2 separate regions of the Homo sapiens genome follow, and region 2 is linked to region 1. Evidence: read pairs that join two places in POLR2A ChIA-PET (ENCODE). Cell type or tissue: IMR-90. All regions are shown on one strand. Each heading gives the region's core, and the rest is flanking DNA. Links, peaks and the distances in the headings are about the cores only.

Region 1 (10,273 bases), core at 878-8,877:
TCTTTAGCACATCTTTTCCTAGCCGGACGGTTTTTTCAGGACCCACTCTGTGCCAGAAACTGTTTTAAATGCCTCCCTTTTTCATAATCATTTCATCAAGATTATTTGTCCATTCAAGGTTCTTAGCCTGTTTTACAGGGAGACTGAGACTCAGATTAAGTTACCATTATGGGTTGAATTATGTCTTTGAAAGCTCATAAGTTGAGCTGGGCATGGTAGCACACACCTGTAATCCCAGCTACTCGGGAGGCTGAGGTGGGAGGACTGCTTGAGTTCAGGAGTTTGAGGCTGCAGTGAGCTATGACTGCGCCACTGCACTCCAGCCTGGGTGACAGAGCCAGGCCTCGTGTCTTAAAAAAAAGTTCATAAGTTGAAGTCCTAACTTCTAGTACCCTAGAATGTGACTTTATTTGGAACTTGGGTCATTAGAGACATAATTCATTAAGATGAGGTCACTGGGGTGGGCCTAGTCTTAGTTCGTTCCTGCTGCTATAACAAAATACCAGAGAATGGGTAATTTGTAAACAACAGATATTTATTGCTTATGGTCCTAGAGGCTGGGAAGTCCAAGATCAAGGCACCAGCAGATTCAGTGTCTGGTGAGGGCTTGTCCTCCGCCTTCGAGATGGTATCTTGTTGTTGTGTTTTTACGTGGCAGAAGAACAAAAGGGCAGCCAGGCATGGTGGCTCGTGCCTTTAATGCCAGCACTTTGGGAGGCAGAGGCAGGAGGATCACTTGAGCCCAGGAGTTCAAGACCAGCCCGGACAACATAGCAATACCCTGTCTCAAAAAAAGTTTTGTTTTGTTTTTTTTTTTTAAAGAACAGATGGGCAGCCGGGCATGGTGGCTCACGCCTGTAATCCCAGCACTTTGGGAGGCCGAGGCGGGCGGATCACGAGGTCAGGATATCGAGACGATCCTGACCAACATAGTGACACCCCATCTCTACTAAAAATACAAAAATTAGCCAAGCATGGTGGCGCATGCCTGTAATCCCAGCTACTCGGGAGGTGGAGACAGGAGAATCCCTTGAACCAGAGAGTTGGAGGTTGCCGTGAGCCAAGATCACGCCACAGCACTCTAGCCTGGCAACAGAGGGAGACTCCGTCTCAAAAAAAAAAAAAAAAAAAAAAAAAAAAAAAAAAAAAAAGAACAGATGGGCCAAAGGCCCTAGCTAGTTCCCTCAGGCCCTTTTTTAAGGTACTAATCCCATTCAGAGGGGCAGAGTCCTCCGGACTTAATCACCTCTAAAGGCCCCACTGCTTAACACTATTGCATGGGTCTTAGGGTCCAACATTTCAATTTGGGTGCACACATGCATTCAAACCCTGGCAATCCCTAATCCAATATGACTGGTATCCTCATAGAAGGAGGAGAATTTTGAACATAGGCAGTGGACACACACACACACACACACGCGCGCGCGCGAAGGAAGGAAGGAAGGAAAAGAGAGAGACAGAAGAAGGAAGGAAGGAGAAGAGAGAGAGACAGAGGAAGGAAGGAAGGAAAAGAGAGAGAGGAAGGAAGGAAAGAAGGAAGGAAAAGAGACAGAAGAAGGAAGGAAAAAGAGAGAGGAAGGAAGGAAGGAAAGAAGGAATGGAGGAAGGAAAAGAGAGAGAGACAGAGGAAGGAAGGAAGGAAAAGAGAGAAAGAGAGGAAGGAAGGAAGGAAAGAAGGAAAGAAAGAAGGAAAAGAGAGACAGAGGAAGGAAGAAAAGAAGGAAGGAAAAGAGAGAGACAGAGGAAGGAAGGAAGGAAAAGAGAGAGAGAGACAGAGAGGAAGGAAGGAAGGAAAGAAGGAAGGAAGGAAGGAAAGGAAGAGAGACCATGGCACCAGGAAGTGATAAAGTTGGGGTCTGAGCACAGAAGGATTCGATTTCAGAGCCTGTGTGTCTTCTTGCAGTTTAAACAATTGGCTCACACAGGCAAGGAGAGTGTACACTTTATCTCACATATTATTTCTTGGTTTCCTGCATCCTAATTGTCCTTCTGTCACTGTTAATGCATAACTAGACTTTGCCCAGGATATGCAAGCAACGATTTTCTTGCCTGGGCCAATGGCAAAGGCATTCATTCTGCTGATGGTAGATGGTGTCAAATTTCCCAGTAGCGCTCTGTGTGCGGGGCTCAGCTGTTGGGCTCAGAGAGAGACCTCTGCCCCCATGGAGGGCATTATATGTTTGGCCAGCTGCCTGCTCTCTGGGCCAAGAGAAATACGATCAGAACATAAACAGTATAGTAACAGCACTCCACCCACAGCGGGACTGGCTCAAAACCAGATGTCACGAGGAACATAAATGCATAAATGGGATTGTCCTTGAGGCTTACTGGAGGCTTCCCTGGAAAATCAATTTTCCCTTTTGTATCTGTTTCCTTTGGTAGCCAGAGAAGGAAAAAGGAATCAGATCAGCCAAGCAGGCTGCTGAGAAAGATGACCTGAATTGCAGGGATGCAGAAAGTGCTGAAGATGCTTTGTCAGCTGAGAACTGGTTAAGAGAAAGTGGGTAAAGTCCATTTTTCCTTCCAGCTCTACTCTTCCTCACCTTCTACCCTCTTCTGTTCCTGAGGCTGACCCCAAAAGACAACATCATTGGGCTCTGTTGCCCACTGGCTTTTGGTTGGCTCAGCCAATGGGAGTTACTCACAGATGAAAAGTGAGAGAAGGTGCGATGGCTCATGCCTGTAATCCCAGCACTTTGGGAGGCTGAGCGGGGAGCATTGCTTGAGGCCGGGAATTTGTGACCAGCCTGGGCAGCATAGGGAGACTCCATCTCTCCAAAGAAAGAAAAAGAAAAGAAAGAGAAAAAAAAAAAAAGGAAGGAAGGAGAGAGAGAGGGAAGGGAGGGAGGGAGGAAGGAAGGAAGAATTAGCTGAGTATGGTGGCACATACTTGTAGTGCCAGTTACTTGGGAGGCTGAGGCAGGAGGATTACTTGAGCCCAGGAGGTCGAGGCTGCAGTGAGCTATGATCCTGTCACTGCACTCCAGCCTGGGTGACAGAGCAGAAAAAAAAAAAAAAGTGGGAGAAGGGTGAGGTTGAGGGAATTTATCTTATTTATTTATTATTTATTTATTTATTTATTTATTTGAGACGTAGTCGTCTCACTTTGTCAACCAGACTGGAGTGCAGTGGCGTGATCTCAGCTCACCGCAACCTCCACCTCCTGGGTTCAAGTGATTCTCCCTGCCTCAGCTTCCCGAGTAGCTGGGATTACAGGCACCTGACACCACACCCGGATAATTTTTGTATTTTTTGTAGAGACAGAGTTTCACCATGGTGGCCAGGCTGGTCTCAAGCTCCTGACCTAAAGAGATCCACACACCTCGATCTCCCAAAGTGTTGGGATTATAGGCATGAGCCACCGCGCCCGGCCAGTTAAGGGAATTTAAATTTATTTCCTTGGCTTCCTCTGTTTCAGGTTGCTATGGGTTGTGTGCGTCCCTCTTTCAGGCTGCCTTTTCTGCACAATTCTCCCTGTGTCTGTGGAGCCTAGAACCTTCTCTTCTTCACCCCTTCAGGTGTGGGTGGTAACAGCTTCCTGTAGTTGCTGTTGCATTATCCAACCGATCCAGCCTTTGCTGTAAATATATTTTATTAAATGCTTCTCAGATTACCCAGTTTGAATGTGCCCTCTGTTTTTTGCATGGGCCCTTGGAGGTAAGTGAGGTAGTATTCTCTGCCTCGTTCCTGGACTGGCTGACCAAGGCCCTCCCAGTTTTCTAACTGGATCAACACATGACATTGCTTTCTAAATGGTTTTGCTTCCAGCATCTTTTCTTTCTTTTCTTTTCTTTCTTTTTTTTGAGATGGAGTCTTGCTCTGTTGCCCAGGCTAGAGTGCAGTGGCATGATCTTGGCTCACTGCAAGCTCCGCCTTCCGGGCTCACACCATTCTCCTGCCTCAGCCTCCCAAGTAGCTGGGACTACAGGTGCCCACCACCACACCCGGCTAATTTTTTGTAGTTTTTAGTAGAGACGGGGTTTCACTGTGTTAGCCAGGATGGTCTCAATCTCCCGATCTCGTGATCCGCCCGCCTCAGCCTCCCAAAGTGCTGGGATTACAGGCGTAAGCCACCGCGCCTGGCTTTTTTTTTTTTTTTTTTTTTTTTTTGAGACAGAGTCTCGCTCTGTAGCCCACCTGGAGTGCAGTGGCGCAAACTCGGCTCACTAAAACCTCTGCCTCCTGGGTTCAAGTGATTCTCCTACCTCGGCCTTCCGAGTAGCTGGATTACAGGTGTGTGCCACCACACCCGGCTAATTTTTTGTATTTTTAGTAGAGACGGGGTTTCACCATGTTACCCAGGATGGTCTCCATCTCCTGACCTCGTGATCCACCCACCTTGGCCTCCCAAAGTGCTGGGATTACAGGCATGAGCCACTGTGCCTGGCCTTTTTTTTTTTTTTTTTTTTTTTTTTTTTTTTTGAAGGCAGAGTTGAAAAACCAATTGGAATCATAGAGAAGGTGCCCAGACTTTGGCTACTGGACAGAAGTTCCTTTTTTTTTTTTTTTTTTTTTTTTTTTTTTTAGACAGGGTCTCCCTCTGTCACCTAGGCTGGAGTGCAGTGGGGCAATCTCAGCTCACTGCAACCTCTGCCTCCCGGGTTCAAGCAATTCTCCAGCCTCAGCCTCCCAAGTAGCTGGATTACAGGCGTGTGCCACCGCACTTGGCTAATTTTTTGTGCTTTTATTAGAGATGGGGTTTCACCGTGTTGGCCAGGCTGGTCTCTAGCTCCTGACCTCCCAAGTGCTGGGATTATAGGCATGAACGAACATGGTAAAACCCCGCCTCTACTAAAAATACAAAAAATAACGAGCCGGGCATGGTGGCCCTAGCCTGTAATTCCAGCTACTCAGGAGGCTGAGGCACGAAATGGAGATATCTCCCCTTCTTCTGCTTTTTTGTTCTATCCTTGCCCTCAGTGGATTGGAAGATACTCACTGCATCGAGGAGGCTGAATCTTCTTTACTCAGTCTACAGATTCAAACACGAATCTCTTCTAAAAACACAGACACATCCAGAAATAAGGTGTAACTAGCTATCTGGGTATCTCTTAACCCAGTCAAGCTGACCCCAAATTAACCATCACAGCTGCATCATACATGACCCCAAAACTTAGTGGCTTAAAGCAATAGTCATTTATTCCCCATGCACATGTGTACCAGCTGGGTTTGGCTGATCTGGCTGGGGCTCAGCTGGGTGACTCCTCTGCTCCACGTGTCCCTCCTCTTCCTCCTGGGACAGTTGTTTCCGTGGTGGGAGCAGAGGTGCAAGAGGGCAGGCAGAAACACATGTGGCTTCTGAATCCTGGTTTGGAACTCACTCCTTGCCATTTCTGCCCACCTACCATTGACTGAAGCAAGTCACGTGGCCAAGCCTAAGGCCAAGCCATGGAGAAGTACCCACCACCCATGATGAGACCATCGCAAAGATAGGCACACAGGAGAGAGTGACTCATCAGGGCCAATCATTCAATCTATTCATGGTCACCAACTCTGGCAAAAAACACAAGAGTTTAAAAGATGGTTGACTCAGGATGGTCTCATTTGCGTAAGAGGAAAAGTAGAACTTTTTGACATTTTCAAAGGACTTCTAAGGAAACCAGGATGACTATTTATGTTGATCACGAAGTGACTCATACAAGTCATGTGATTTAAAAACAGGAAAATTCAATGCTAATTGCATAGACTTATGACTCCCTGCATAATAATGACAGCTTATGTGACATAGCATTTTTGAGTTCACGAGGCACTTTAATAACCACGTCTTATGTTATACTAGGAACAAATTTCTCCTTTTTTTTTTTTTTTTTTTTTTGAGACAGAGTCTCACCCTGTCACCCAGGCTGGAGTATAGCAGCGTGATCTCGGCTCACTGCAACCTCCGCCTCCCAGGTTCAACCGATTCTCCTGTCTCAGCCTCCAGAATAGCTGGGATTCCAGGCGCGCACCACCATGCCTGGCTAATTTTTTGTAGTTTTAGTAAAGACAGGGTTTCACCATGTTGGCCAGGCTGGTCTCAAACTCCTGACCTCAGGGAATCCACCTGCCTTGGCCTCCGAAAGTGCTGGGATTACACGCATGAGCCAACGGACCTGGCCAAGCCTAGGATTTTTATTATCTGGCCTTTTACCAAAAAAAAAAAAAAGAAAAAAAGTATGATGTCTCTTGACATGCATGATCTCACGTTTTAATTAAATAAATTTTTAAATCAACAAGTAAAAATTGTATATATACTTATGGATGTTTTGATATATATACATACATTATACAATGGCTAAATCAAGCTATTTAACATATGCATTAACTCATATAATCCATATCGTACTCACATGGTTTAAAATTCCCTAAATATAAAAAAATAAGCAGAGAAAAGCGGACCCCTATGATTGATTTTCATGTGTCTTTCAGAGATGGTTTTTGTCTTAGCCCTCTTTCTGTTGCTTATAACAGAATACCTGAAACTGGGCTGGGCATGGTGGTTGACTCCTGTAATCCCAGCACTTTGGGAGGCCAAGGTGGGAGGACTGCTTGAGCCTAGGAGTTTGAGACCAGCCTGGGCAACACGGCAAAACCCTATCTCTATAAAACATTTAAAAAATCAGCTGGGCAGAGTGGCGCACGCCTGTAGTCCCGGCTACTCGGGAGGCTGAAGTGGGAGGATCACTTGAGCCAGAGATGTTGAGGCTGCAGTGAGCCATGATCGCGCCACTGCACTCCAGCTTGGGTGACAGAGCAAGACTCTGTCTCATTTAAAAAAAAAGTATACCTGAAACTGGGTAATTTATAAAGAAAAGGAGTTAATTTCTTCCAGTTACGGAGGCTGAGAAGTTCAAGGTCAAGAGGCCAAATCTGAGGAGGAGCTCCTTGTTGGTGGGGATTCTGCAGAGTCCCAAGTCGGTGCAGGGGATGGCATGGTGAGGAGCTGAGTGTGCAAGCTCAGGTTTCTCTTCCTCTTCTCCTCTCCTCTCCTCTCCTTTCCTCTCTTTCTTTTTAAAATAGACACAGGGGTCTCACTATGTTGCCCAGGCTGGTCTCAAGCTTCAGGTCTCTCTTCCTTTTCCCCTTCCCTCTCCTCCTCTCCCCTCCCCTCTTCTCCCCTCCCCTCTCCTCTCCTTTTAAAAATAGAGACAGGGGTCTCACTATGTTGCCCAGGCTGGTCTCAAACTTCTGTCCTCAAGCAATCCTCCTGCCTTGGCTTTCAAAAGTGCTGGGATTACAAGCATGAGTCACTGCCCCCGGCTCATCTTTCTCTTTTCATAAGGCCACCAGTCCCACTTCCATAACAACCCCTTAATCCATTAGCCCATTAATTCATTAATCCATAAATGAATCAGTCCATTCATGAGGGCTGTCATGACCCAGTCACCTTGTAAAGGTCCCACCTCCCAGTACTGCCATACTGGGGATTCAATTTCAACATGAATTTTAGCAGGGACAAACAGCCAAACCATAACAGTTTTAGAAGCAAATATTATTTTCTTGTTGTTCCTTTTTAACACGATCTCATTTAATGCTCACAAAATCCCCACCAGGTATGAAGGATTAGCCTGGTTTTACTGATGTGGAGATGAAGCTTGGGCAGGGTCCCAGGCTGGCAGGGTGGATTGAGTCCTTTTGTTCTCCAGGCCGAGGGACCCCAGGGCTGGCTTCTTCTCTACACTCCAGTGTAGGTGACGGACCTGGAGGCCTCCTGGCCTGGGGAAAATCCCACCAGCTTTGCTTTGAGTTGCTTCCCATCCTAGTGGCTCCCCAGCTGCTGAACTACGGGCTGGACTCACCCACATAGAAATCCCCCAATCTGGTTTTTTTTTTTTTTTTTTTTTTTTTGAGATGGAGTTTCGCTCTTCTTGCCCAGGCTGGAGCGCAGTGGTGCAATCTTGGCTCACTGCAACCTCTGCTTCCTGGGTTCAAGTGATTCTCTTGCTTCAGCTTCCCAAGTAGCTGGGATTACAGGCATGCACCACCATGCCCGGCTAGTTTTTTGTATTTAGTAGAGACCGGGTTTCACCATGTTGGTCAGGCTGGTCTCAAACTCCTGACCTCAGGTGATCCACCCACCTCGGCCTCTCAAAGTGCTGGGATTACAGCCGTGAGCCACTGTGTCCAGCCAAAATTGTCTGTTGGTCTAAACCCACTGACATGGGCTGCATTCTTCTTAATCCACACTTCCCAGACGTCTCTTTAAAATAGAAAATTTCAATAAAATAAAATAAAATAAAAACAAAAAAGAAAAGAAAAGGAAACAAAACAAATATAGAAAATTACTAGCCTGGGCAATATAGCGAGACCCCATCTCTACAAAAAATCAAAAAAATTAGCTGGACATGGTGTCGTGAGCCTATAGTACCAGCCACTCAGAAGGCTGAGGCGGGAGGATTGCTTGAGCCCAGGAGGTTTGGGCTGCAGTGAGCCATGATTGTACCACTGCACTCCATCCTGGGCATCAGAATGAGATCTTGTCTCAAAAACAGAAACAAAATTTCAAATATACACAAAGTAGAGAAGTAGAGAGAATACAATGAAAAAAATACAGCAAATCCCCAAGGCCCTATCACCCAGCTTCTCCAATTAGCAATTCCCTCCCTTCCCCTCCCCTCCCCTCCCTCCCCGCTTCCCACCTCCCAGTACTGCCATATTGGGGATTCAATTTCAACATGAATTTTACCGGGGACAAACAGCCAAACCATAACAGTTTTAGAAGCAAATATTATTTTCTTGTTCCCTTCCCTTCCCTCCCCTCCCCTCCCCCCTTCCCTCCCCTCCTCTCCCCTCCCTTCCCTTCCCATTCTTTCCCCCTTCCCTTCCCCTTCCCCTTTCCCTTCCCCCTTCCCTTTCCCCTTCCTTTCCCTTCCCTTCCACAAGGTCTTGCTCTGTCGCCCAGGCTGGAGTGCAATGGCATGATCATAGCTCACCGCAGCCTCAACTTCCCAGGCTCAGGTGATTCTCCCACCTCAACCTCTCAGGTAGCTGGGAACTCAGGCACGCATTTTTGTATTTTTTTGTAGAGACAGGTTTTTGCCATGTTGCCAAGGCTAGTCTCTAACTCCTGGGCTCAAGCGATTCTCTTGCCTCAGCCTCCCAAAGTGCTGGGATTACAGGCATGAGCCACCCTCGTGCGTGGCCAATTAGCAGTTTTCTGCTCTTCGGGTGTATCTTTTCCCTTCTTTTCTGGTGGGATTTTTTTTTTAAGTAGAGGTGAAATTCACATAACATAAACTTAACTATTTTAAAATGCTATTCTGGCCAGGTGCGGTGGCTCACTCTTGTAATCCCAGTATTTTGGGAGGCCGAGGCAGGCAATTACTTGAGGTCAGGAGCTTGAGACCAGCCTGGCCAACATGGTGAAACCTCGTCTCTACTAAAAATACAAAAATTAGCCGGGCATGGGGGAGGGCGCCTGTAATCCCAGCTACTCGGGAGGCTGAGGCAGGAGAATTGCTTGAACCCAGGAGGCGGAGGTTGCATTGAGCTAAGATTGCCCCACTGCACTCCAGCCTGGGCGACAGAGCAAGACTCTGTCTCAAAAATAAATAAATAAGTAAATAAATAAATAATAAAATAAAATGCAATTCCATAGCACATTCACGATGTTGTGAAAACCATCACCTTTATCTAGTTCCAGAACATTTTCATGACCCCGAAAGGAAACCCCATCCCTGACAGCAATCACTCCACATTCCCTCTCCACCTGCCCCTGCCAATCACTCACCTGATTTCCATCTCTATGGATCTGCCTACTCTGGACAATTTGCATAAATGGAATCCTACACCATGTGGTCTTTTGTGTCTGCCTTCTTTCACTCAACATCATGTTTTTGGGGTTCATCCACGTTGCAGCACGGATCAGTGCTTCATTCCGTTTCATGGCTGAATAATATTCCATTGCATAGCTATGCCATATTTTATTTATGTGGTGCTGTTTCCTGGAGTTTTTAAAAAAGCAAATCCAGGTATCATATCACCTTATCCATAAATACTTCCATATGCATCTCTAACAGACAAACACTTTTAAAGAACACCATAACCAAATACCACCAACAGTCCTTACAAAACTCACATGAATTCTTTAAAATCCCCTGACACCCAGTCAGGTTCGATTTTCCCCACCTGTCTAAATGCTGCTTTGTTCTTAATGAGGTAGATTCTCCCCATTTTGGCTCAGCCTTGGGAAAAATACGGAGATTCTCTGTGCCCTTGATGCTGCTGCTGCTTCTTCTTTTTTTTTTTTTTTTTTTAAATGAGACAGAGTTTCTCTCTTGTTGCCCAGGTTGGA
Region 2 (10,273 bases), core at 1,489-9,488, 580 kb after region 1:
AAGAAATGGAGGCCAAAAGCGTTCCTCTTGGCCGGGTGCGGTGGCTCATGCCTGTAATCTCAGCACTTTGAGAGGCTGAGGCGAGTGGATCGCCTGAGCTCAGGAGTTCGAGACCACCCAGGGCAACAATGGTGAAACCCCGTCTCTACTAAAAATACAAAAAAAATTAACCGGGTGTGGTGGCACATGCCTCTAGTCCCAGCTACTTGGGAGGCTGAGGCAAGAGAATCGCTTGAGCCCCAGAGGCAAAGGCTGCAGTGAGCCGAGATCGCACCACTGCACTCCAGCTTGGGATACAGAGTGAGACTCCGTCTCAAAAAAAAAAAAAAAAAAAAAAAAGAATTCTAATTAAATCAAATTAGAAAAAAAAAAAAAAAGCATCCCTCTTGCCCTGCAGCACACCCCATCTGCTGGCACCACTCCCCCAATCATTATGGCTCCTGGCCACTCCAGTAGGGTTCCCCAAAGTCCTTAGACCAGACTCTCCACCTTTTAAAGCCAGGTGGCTTACACTTGGCCAAGAAGTGTGTCCACTTTCCAACCAGTGGCAAGCAGCCTCCAGCTCCCACTCCAAGAATGGGCAGCAGAAAACCTGGAAGGAGGGATTTGCCTGGACTGTTCTATTCTGACAGTCCCCTGGCCTCACGCTGGGGGTACCTCCTCCTCAGGAGGCCCTAACCTCCCACTAGCTCCCAGAATGCAAGTGGGAGAAGGGAGGAGGAATACACTGGGTGTCCCCAGCCTCCCCAGGCCCTGTGCTGGGGGGCTCTGGCCTAGGAAGTAAAAGGAGAGAGAAGGGGAAGGGGAGAGGCGACAGGCGCAGACCCAGCCACCTGCCCACAGGGAGCAGCAGCGGCTGGAATTACAGGGAGACTGAACCATCAGCCCTTGAAACGGCTGCAAGAGGCTGCAGCTCAGATACACAATGTCCTGCCAAACCCCAGTCCTTTAATTCAATTAAGTATGGGACAGACTTCCCAGATTTGTCTATGTGTGTGAGTGCATGTGAAAATCCCGATGTGCACGAATCCCGGGATCTATGCGCTTGTGTGCACGTGCATGTGGATGTGTGAATCCTAATGGTGGAGGACTAAGATGAGAGGAGGCAAATGAGGATGGGGGATGGGACAAGAGAAAGGTGAGACGGTGGCTCCGGGGAAGAGTGGGGACCTACATCTTCCTGGAGGGACCAACTCCAGACCAGGGTTCTCAACCCCCACACCCTGGGGATTGGGGCTGTTTCATTCACTCAGTCTAGCTCTTTTCTCAGACCTACCCCTCCCCACCTTGCCTGTCTGGCCCCCAGAAGGAGGCTCAGCAATGGTTTCATAAAGCTGGGTACGTTTCATGTGCTCCTGTACTTCTCTCCCTGCAGTATCCGGGCCCTGAGCTTTTTTTCTTTTCTGTTTCTTTTTTGCTTTTTTTGAGACAGGGTCTTGCTCTGTCACCCAGGCTGGAATGCAGTGGTGCCATCATAGCTCACTGCAGCCTCAAACTCCTGGGCTTAAGGACCCTCCTAGCTCTCCTAAAAAATTAGCTGGGGGTGGTAGCATGCAGCTGTGGTCCCAGCTACTTAGCCTCCCAAGTAGCTGGGACCACAGGTGCATGCTACCACCCCTTTTTAACTATTAGAAGAGGCAAGTTCTCCCTATGTTGCCCAGGCTGGTCTCGAACCCCTGGGCTCAAGCGACCCTCTGGTCTGGGCCTCCTAGTGCTGGCATTGATTACGGATGTGAGCTCCTGCGCCCAGCGCACATCCTGAGCTTTTAAAGTCATGGGCCTCAGGTCATGCCTACCGAGGTCCAGATGGAAGCCTGTGCTCTACATAATTGCAGGCAGGGCCTACAGGAGAGGTGAGGGCTTTCCTGAGGACAGATCCCTGGAAAGGTGTCCTGCTTAGCCCCTGGAGCCTGGTGGAAGCCCATGCAAAACCCCTCTTGCCATCCAACCACCCCTCCTGCTTGAAGGCTCCAGAGAAGCAGGAGCTGGGAGGGTCCCCACCTCACCCCAACTTAGGGCAACCCCCTCCCCTGTTCCTAGGGTCACTTGTAGCTGTACTGTCCTGGGGGTGGGGCCAGTTCCAGCTGTCTTTCTCCCCTCAGGCCCCAAGGAGCTTGCCTCTCTCCCCAGCCCTCCAGGATCCCTGAACAGCCCCCTTCTGGGAGCAGAGCCAAAAAGATGGGAGAAGGATGTTTATAAGCTGCTAAAAGGGAAAAGGAAAAAGTGGGAGTTGGGGCAGAGAGGCCCAGGCTTCCAGGTAGTATAGACTAGGGCCTCGGTTGCGGGGAGGGAGGGAGGAAGGGAGGGGCTGCCTTCCCCAGGTAGTCCAACATCTGGCTTACTGGACAAAGAAGTGCCCCCTGCCCTGCCCAGCCCACCACAACCAGACCTCAGTGTACACACTCAGGGGTCTCTAGGCCCCATGCTGGCCTGCCACATGACAGTTTCTGACATTCTTATCCTGACCCACAGGACTCTGAGACACTAGTGGGTTTTCTTTTTATGTATTTATTTACTTTTAATAGCTTGTTCCCCTCTCCTCAGCCTGAGGAGGACATGAGCAGGGGAGGGCCCGGGGCCCTGGGGAGCCGAGGCTGGGGGTGTGGCATCAGGAGCCGGCTTGGTGGGAGCGAAAGCCGAGTCTGCAGCTCGTAGGGCTCCTCGCACACAGCTAATGGGAGGCTGGCAGCGGCAAATTGTTGTTTACTTTTAATTAAGTAAACAATGTCGGCTTTCCGCCTCCTCCCCTGCCATCCCAGCCAGTAATTTGGGGGATGACAATGGGGTTGTTTCCTTCCTCCTGCCTGCTTCCCTCCCTCCAAGCACTCCTGCTCGCTCCCCGCTCTGCACAGGCACAGCCGTCAGAACTTGTCATTGGTGGGGGAGGCTCCACCCGAGGAGGGGAAGGTCCCACTGACCCGCTACTGGCTGGGCCCAGCAGGCTGCAGGTTCCACCTCACCAGGGATATGGTTCCACTGTCAGGTTCACCTAAGGGTGACAAGTGCGGCCTTGCCCTGAGACTCTCTAAGCACTGAAGGTGTGATCCATTCTCATTCTGTTCCCTCCCCTCATAGCCCTCCTCCCTAAGCAACATCTCTAAAATCCAGAAAGTTAGAGTCTCTGAGGGATGCAGCAGCAGGGAGACCACCGTCCCAGGTTGGGAAGAGATTCCCCAGGATCCAGGAAACAAGCAGGTGGAACCTCCTGTTTCAGATCAGGGCAAAGGCCACAGCCCCTGAACCAGTGGGCTGCTGGGTGGTACCAGCTTTCCTTGGAAGCAGGGCTGGCTTCATAACCTTGACTTCCACTGTTGCTGTCTTGAAATTCTTAATTTTTGAACAAGGTGCCCTGAGTTTGCATTTTGCACTGGGCCCCACAAATTCTGCAGCTGATTCTGCTCAATGGTCCAAGTAAGTGAGGAACAGAAAGAAGAATGTAGCTAAGCCAGGTTTTCACCCCTGGGTTCCCTGGCCTCGGGTGTAGGCACTGGGCTCCCGAGTGGAAGGACAGGCAAGAGGGTCCCACCCCACTCCAGGGAGGCCGAATTTCAAATGAAGCATCCTAGAAGGCGGGACTCCACGCAGGATCTTTGTGAAAACAAAGTGCTCCTAACACCCTTTAACAGTAAGAGTGAATACCACCGGGTGGGTGGGCCCACCCTATGTGGGCCCAGCCTATGCAAGCTCACCTCTCCAAGCCCTCTGCACACAGTGAGCACCTCATAAGTGCAGCAGAACTGAGCAAAACAGAAAGGAAATCCCTCCCCACTCCCTCCTCTGCCTCCCAAGGATCAAACGGTCGGGTCCAGAGCCAAGCCTGACCCTCAAGCTCCTCCCCGTGAGGCAGAAGAGACTCTTCAAGGTGTGTTCATATAGAACGGGGCGGTGGGGGGGCCTGAGTCATGTGCAAAGCCCGCTCCTCCCCCTGCCCGCCTGCTTCCCCAACTCCTTCCGAAGGGCGGGTACTGCGGCAGCAAAGTTGGCTGGGGCTGGATGCAATTTCAGCCGCAGAGCAGGGCTCCCTGGCTGGAAGCAATTTTCTCATTAGGACCCCAAGCCTGCTAGCTCGTTGCTTTTCAGCCCTCACTCCCCTCCTGCGAAACCGCACCCCACAGGCCTCCCCACAGACCACTCACACGCACAGGGAACCACACGTATATTGAGTTGAGGGGCGACTGGGGGGTCACCTCCGTGGGGCTGGGTGCAAGGAGAGATTTGCTGGCCAAAGTCCCTGGCCAGGGAGGCGCGAGGTGAGATGAGGACTCCTCACCCAGGCTCCCACACCCAGAAGCCAGTCCCTCCTGGCCTGCCCTACAGAGAGAGAGGATCCTAGACTGCAGGACCCAGAGGAGAGGCTGGGGAACCTGGGGCCAGCCGAGCCTGAGGGCTGGCCTCACGCGACACTCCCAAAAGAGACCCCCGCCCCCTTCTTCCTCAGCTAGGCCCGGGGCGAGCAGATGGGCTCTCAGGAGGCAGACCCCCCCCTCCCCCAGCCCTGAGGCTGCTCCAAGTGGAGGGTGGTCTTGGCTGAGGGAGGAGGAGAGCCGAGGCCCCGTGAGGGGCGGCTCCTCACTCCACAGACACATGTGGTTGGACTTAAAAAGCTATTAGGGAGCAAGGCACTGGCGGGAGTGCGGCCGGCCCTCGCACCAGAGGCAGGGGGAGGGCAGATGCCGAGGCGGTGAGCTCAGCACTGCCCTCCCTGGCGGGGCCCCCGGATGCAAGAAGGACTCGGGGGACCCTCACCCTGCGGGAGAGTGGGGCAGGCCCTCGGGGAAGGGCAGGCAGGCTGCTGGGCCTGGGTCCAGGCACAGATTCTGGGAAGCTTAGCAATCTGAAGACTCTAGGCCTGTGGGGGCCAACCTCTAAGTGGGAGGGAGGAGTGGGGAGGGGGGGAGGGTTGTGCCTGGCGCTTGGATGGGGCCCAGGAGGGCACAGACAGGTCCTCGGCTTTCCTCCAGCTTTCTTGGGGTGACAGCCGGCGGGAGGTCTCCTAAAGGGTGTGTGTGTTTGGTGAGGCTGGAAAGGGGGGATTATTAGGAGAGCGGGGGAGAGAGAGAAGGAAGGGAAAAGTGGGCCCCACCCATCACGAGGCCAGAAAGAACCGACGGAAAGTTCTCTAGAGCCGCCAGCTTGTAAAAAGCTCCTTTTCTTTCCAAATTATGAACATTTTTTAACAAGAGGGGGGGAAAACCCCCCAAAGCAGTGATCTAGGACTTCATTAGGACTGTGTGTGTCTCTGTGTGTGACTGTGGCTGGTGACTGAAGGGTGTGCATCTGCTGACATTCGAAAGTGTTCTCCAAAAGCTGGGCCATCCCTCCTTGGTCCCCCTACCCCCGCCCTCCTCAGGTCTGCTATTTTCAGGGCTCTAGGCACCAACCACCCTGTATGCCTAACCCAGGGAGGACACCCCACTGCTGTTACAGAGTGACATGGATGCCAGGAGGGGCTGGGGGCACACAGAGCAAGACCAGGCCTAGGACAGGCAGGCCACTTGCTACGGACCCAGCTCCGACTCTTGGAGTAGGACTCCCTGGGGTACTGGCCTCAGCACTCCCAGGAGTGGGCCATAGGTTTGGGGCACCCACAGGAGTGCAGGGAAACGTCCCACCCAAGACTCTGGAGACTCCTCTGAGCTCCTCAGCCGCCCACCAAGCCCACCTCCAGCCCCCTAGGAACCCAGGGAGCAGTGCAGAAATGGGGAGCTCGAGTTACACACTGCCTCTTCCACTCTGCGGCAAGCAGGAGCTCTGTGTTTTGGAGACATTGAATCTGCCTGATAGCCCCAAGGGGTGGTTATTTTCCCCATCTTTACAGATGAGAACATATCAACAGAGGCTCGGCGAAACCCACCAAAGTCAGCTGGAGCTGGGATGGAGTTGAACCTCCACTTGTCCCCCAACCCCCACCGAAGGCCCAGTGGCCAAGCTCCTGGGAGTTTCCCTTCTCTGTCCAGATCTGTCCACGGTAGAGACGGGAACTGGGGGAGGACCCTGGGCAGGACAGGAGAGGGGACTGCTCTGAGCTACCAGGAGTCAGGCCGGGAAGCAGGCTGGGTGGGGGAGGAGCTGACCACGAAGCTGGGATCCGTGCTCAGGAAACACGCAAAGAATGCCGCTGGCCGCAGGCCAGTAGGCCAGGACCACAAAGAGGCCTTTGTTTTAGGAGGTGTCCAGGGAGTGGATGGACAGAATGGTAGAGGTGGGGGCAGCACCCCTTGAGGGTGGGACTGGGGGAGGGCAGTGATCCCTGTACTGTCCTCACACACCACCCCCTCCTGTCTGTTCCCCCACACCTCAACCCCAGCAGTGGCAGGTTCTTCTATCAGGCCCCAGACTCCCAGGGAGGGAGCCCTTGGGGACAGATTCTCCTACTTCTCAGCTCCTGACCTCCCTCAACTGGTGGGGGTATATGTCCCAAATCCACCCTTCTGAACCCCAGAAGTTCCTAGGTGCCCCACTGACATCCTTCTCTGCCTCTACCTCTACATGCTGCTGGGGGCTTTGGGAATGAGGATGGAGGATGGGCTGGAGGGTAGCAAGGGTGGGATGGTTAGGGGCCTTTCTCCCTTCCAGGTGGACTGTCTGAGGGCACCAGAGTCACCCTGCTCCCATAGTTATCCTCGCCTCCAGGCGGAAGGGAGGGAAGGCCTTGGAACATTTCCTCTCCCCTTCCCCCCTCTGCAGTTGCAGTTTCCCTGGCCCCTTCTTGGCATCTGGAAAAGTTTGGGAAACTTAAAAAAAATATTTTTGGAGAGTTTGTCTATTGCTCCCCAGCCCTGTGAGGGAGCTACAGCCAAGAGGAAGAAGGAAAAGGAGTGGGTTGGGGTGACTAGGGGATAGAGAGTAAAGTCAAAGAGAAGCAGAGCACTCGGAAAAAGGGCAGCACCCAAGGGTGCTCCCTCAGCCAGCCTGACCCCCATCTAGGTTTCCTGGAGCTACAGGAAAGACCCCCACAAAACACTGTCAAACCACCCAGCACACCAGGCCCTGATGAAGCCCTACCCCGCATTCTGCTTAGCACCTTCTCTGGGCCATCTCCTGCCAGACATGTGTGCACTGTGCAGGAGGGGCAGCCTGTGGCTGTGGGGCCACACGGAAGGAAGGGACGTCTTAAGGCTGGATGGCCAGAGGCAGTACCAGCAGCTTCAAGTGGGGATGGAGGAGAAGGCAGGTTTCTGTCTGGATTTCCACCTCCCTGTGAACAGGACGAAGGGAACATGGGAAGACACAGACTCCTGGGGACTTGGGCTGCAGTGCCAGGCAGAACAGAACTGTGATTAATGTCCCTGTCCTCATCATCCTCACTCCTCTGGTCTGTGTGTGTGGACGGGTGCAGGGGGTGCCAACCTCACGGCCCTGGAGCCGAGCCGTTCCAAGAAGCACAGAAGCACAGCCTCAACTGGGTCGAGATGAGCACAGTATATGGAATCGGCAGGGTTAAGGCCAGGCTATGAACAACTCTAGGTTCAGCCCAAGAAAGGGCACATGTCTGACATGTGACTGTTTCTCTGAGAGAATCTGGATTGTCTTATCTAAGCCAGGAGTGTGCCCCCTTCACCCTGACATGGCCCTCAGCAGAGCCAGGGCCAGCAGCGCAGGAAGCTCACTGGCATGACCCCCAGTGACTCATGGTGGTCCTGCCTGGCAGCTCCTGCATCGTCACCAGGACATCCTCAGGTGACCCACCTGTGTTCTGAGAACAGGGGGATCACTCAGGTGGTTCGTGCCATCCAGGTGGGCTCCCATCTGGGCTCTACCCCCAGCCTAGATGGCCAGCAGTGTGCCTCTGTCTCCTAAGGATGGCTCCATTCCTGGAGACAAAAGAGCACATCTCAGAGAGGCAGCAGCTGGCAGAGGCAGGGGGAAAGCCTGGAGGACCAACAGCACCTGGGTACTAGGTGGAAATGCAGATTCACGAGCCCTGCCCAGACCTACCCACTTGGACAAGCCCCAGGATCTGCATTTTAACAAGCCCCCAGAGGTGCAAGGGCAGGCAGCTGCATATCAACCCGGGCACCACCTGGATGCCTGAGGGCGTTTGGTCCCAAATCCTGCAAGCAGAGTGGACAGCAAAGGAAAGACAGAAGGGAAATGGGGCACAGAGGAGTGGGTAATCGGCAGGAGGGAGGTCTGCAAAGGAAGTGGAGAAACCTGGAGAGCATGAAGCCGGAGCGGAGAAGGCGGGCGCTGTGAGGAGGAGGCGGCGCCTAAGAAGTGCCTTCCCGCAGCCGCCCGGCTGCTCCCGGGAGCCGCCCCGCCCCCTCCAGGCACCTGCTAAGGCGGCAGCGGCGGGTTGTGTTTCTTTAACCCCTGGGGCCTGTTGACACAGATTAGTATCGCTGGTCAGGGGTCAATAGGGAAGGCTCTTGAGGTCAAGACCTGAACAACTGGAGTTGTAATGAGCCACGTGGGGAAGAGGCCCAGGGAGAGGAGAGGGCCAAGAAGGGAGGAGGAGGAGGGCTGGGCTTCTCCGAGGAAGGGCCTCTAGAGCTCACTCGCCTGAGAGGCTGTCTCCTCCCCGAACCTGCCTGACTTGAGGCTTGGAAAAAAATCTGGCTCACTGGCCTGGGTACGGGGGAGATGTCACTGGCTGACTAGAGCTGGAATCCCAGCTAGAGAAGGACAGGGGAGAACCAGCGAGAAGAAAAGCAGCAAAGAGCCACCTTGCAGGACGGCTGACTTGTGCAATGCTGTCAGGTCAGACAGCATTCCCCTCCTCTTCCCTTCCATCCCTAGTACCCTGAGTGAGCTCTGGGTAGTGGCCAGACACACCCCTCTTCCTCCTTGAGTCTTTGGCAGCACCGTGATGTGCCCACCTGAGGCATCCCCCTACCCTGGGCCACCTGGCAAAGCCAGAGCTGAGTGACTCATTTAGAGCCCTCTGGCCCTGAGTGGGGCTGGTATAGGGGCCAGACAGCATCCCAAACACCTGGTGGGACAGCCTTAGCCACACCTTCAGCGATGAGATCTGCAGCACAGTACCCAAGCCATGGGGCAGCTACTCCGTGGCTCCCCTGCTACTATCCTCCTGGAGGTATGCACCCTCCTCCCTCCACTGCCAAGTCATTACCAACAACACCAGGGTAGCAACTATGCTTTTCTCCCGGGACCTGGAGGCTGCTTTGGGGCCTGCCTTCTCCCTGCCCAGGGCCATCTCCAAGGGGGCTGGTCTGGAAGGACGGAAGGGACAGGCCATCTGTCTGCAGGCTACTCAGCCACATGCTTAGAGGAGTGAAGGGAAAGAGCCAAAAGACAGGTCGCATGTCCCCTGTGACCAGAGCTTCCCCAGTAGTCTGGAACAGTTAGGTCACCTGTTTGGGTTAAAGGGGACTGGGTTTCCTCAGAATCACTCTAGAGCTCTCCAAGTCCTGTCTGGGTCACAGAGAAGCAAATATGAGGCCACCGACACCCAGGGGTCCAGAGAGTAATGGGAGGTACACCTTGATTCTATATTCATTTGTATGTCTGCAGGGGCAGACATACAAATCTGTGTGGGTCACACACAGATCTGTGACATGCACACTTGGAAAAGCACATGCAGTGCCTTAAAGTTAATTCCACATGTGTTTGTTGGCACCTGCTAGACGCCAGGAACCACACAGATACAGAGCCAGAGAAGCTGCCTGGGTAACACCCCCCTGCAGCTGAAAGCTGGTGTGTAATGGACAAAATGGAGGCCCCCTCAGAGGGAGGGACTGGCCTCAGAGGATGAGAAGTGATGCGGGACAAGGCTGCACCAAGGAGGTGACAGCCAGGCCGGGGGTAAAAAGATAGAGGCCGTCAGACAAAAGGGGAAGGGACCATGCCAGATACACATGAGCAGAGGCCCAAAGGCAGGAATAGCACAGCACACTCAGGGGCTATAGAGAGCTCCAAATGCTGGAATATGCAGTATAGGAGAAGTAAAGAAATGCAGTGATGGAAGGGTCAGCAGGGGCCCAACCCAGAGAGACCCTGGGTGCCCACTAAGGGGACAGCACTGCTGGGCAGACAAGATGCACAAGGAATGCAGTTATGAAACTCTAGGACAGGGCAATTCCTAAGTATATACCCTAGAGAATCCAAAACATACATCCACATAAATGCTTGTACATGCATGTTTACTGCAACATTACTCACACCACAAAGTGGAAAGAGCCCAAATATCCATCAATGTATGAATGGATAAACAAAATGTGGCACAGCCATACAATTAAATATTATTTGGCCTTAAAAAGGAACTGGCCGGGTGCAGTGGCTCTCGCCTGTAATCCCAACACTTTGGGAGGCC

Evidence for each region. Peaks named below come from ENCODE experiments on the same cell type or tissue, not always from the same donor. Only the 100,000 strongest peaks of a DNase experiment are listed, where the experiment ranks them.
Region 2: POLR2A ChIA-PET joins it to region 1 with 13 read pairs; 2 of 35 experiments call an interaction of 5 or more read pairs at or near these places.

Annotation. Positions count from the first base shown.
Region 1 is chr19:13,625,157-13,635,429 of GRCh38, reverse strand. No RefSeq gene overlaps it. Among named protein-coding and RNA genes, the nearest start is that of YJU2B, 120 kb to the left of the region's middle. In IMR-90, for the core only: no CTCF peak of the experiment used is centred there; DNase peaks (open chromatin) are centred at 2,189 and 5,549; H3K27ac peaks cover 977 bases.
Region 2 is chr19:13,049,844-13,060,116 of GRCh38, reverse strand. All of the region lies in intron 2 of NFIX (nuclear factor I X), which reads right to left. Among named protein-coding and RNA genes, the nearest start is that of NFIX-AS1, 40 kb to the right of the region's middle. RefSeq lists enhancers at 1-236, 2,253-2,839, 4,014-4,599, 5,187-5,773, 3,576-7,420. In IMR-90, for the core only: a CTCF peak has its summit at 4,701; DNase peaks (open chromatin) are centred at 3,906, 4,696 and 6,086; H3K27ac peaks cover 6,398 bases.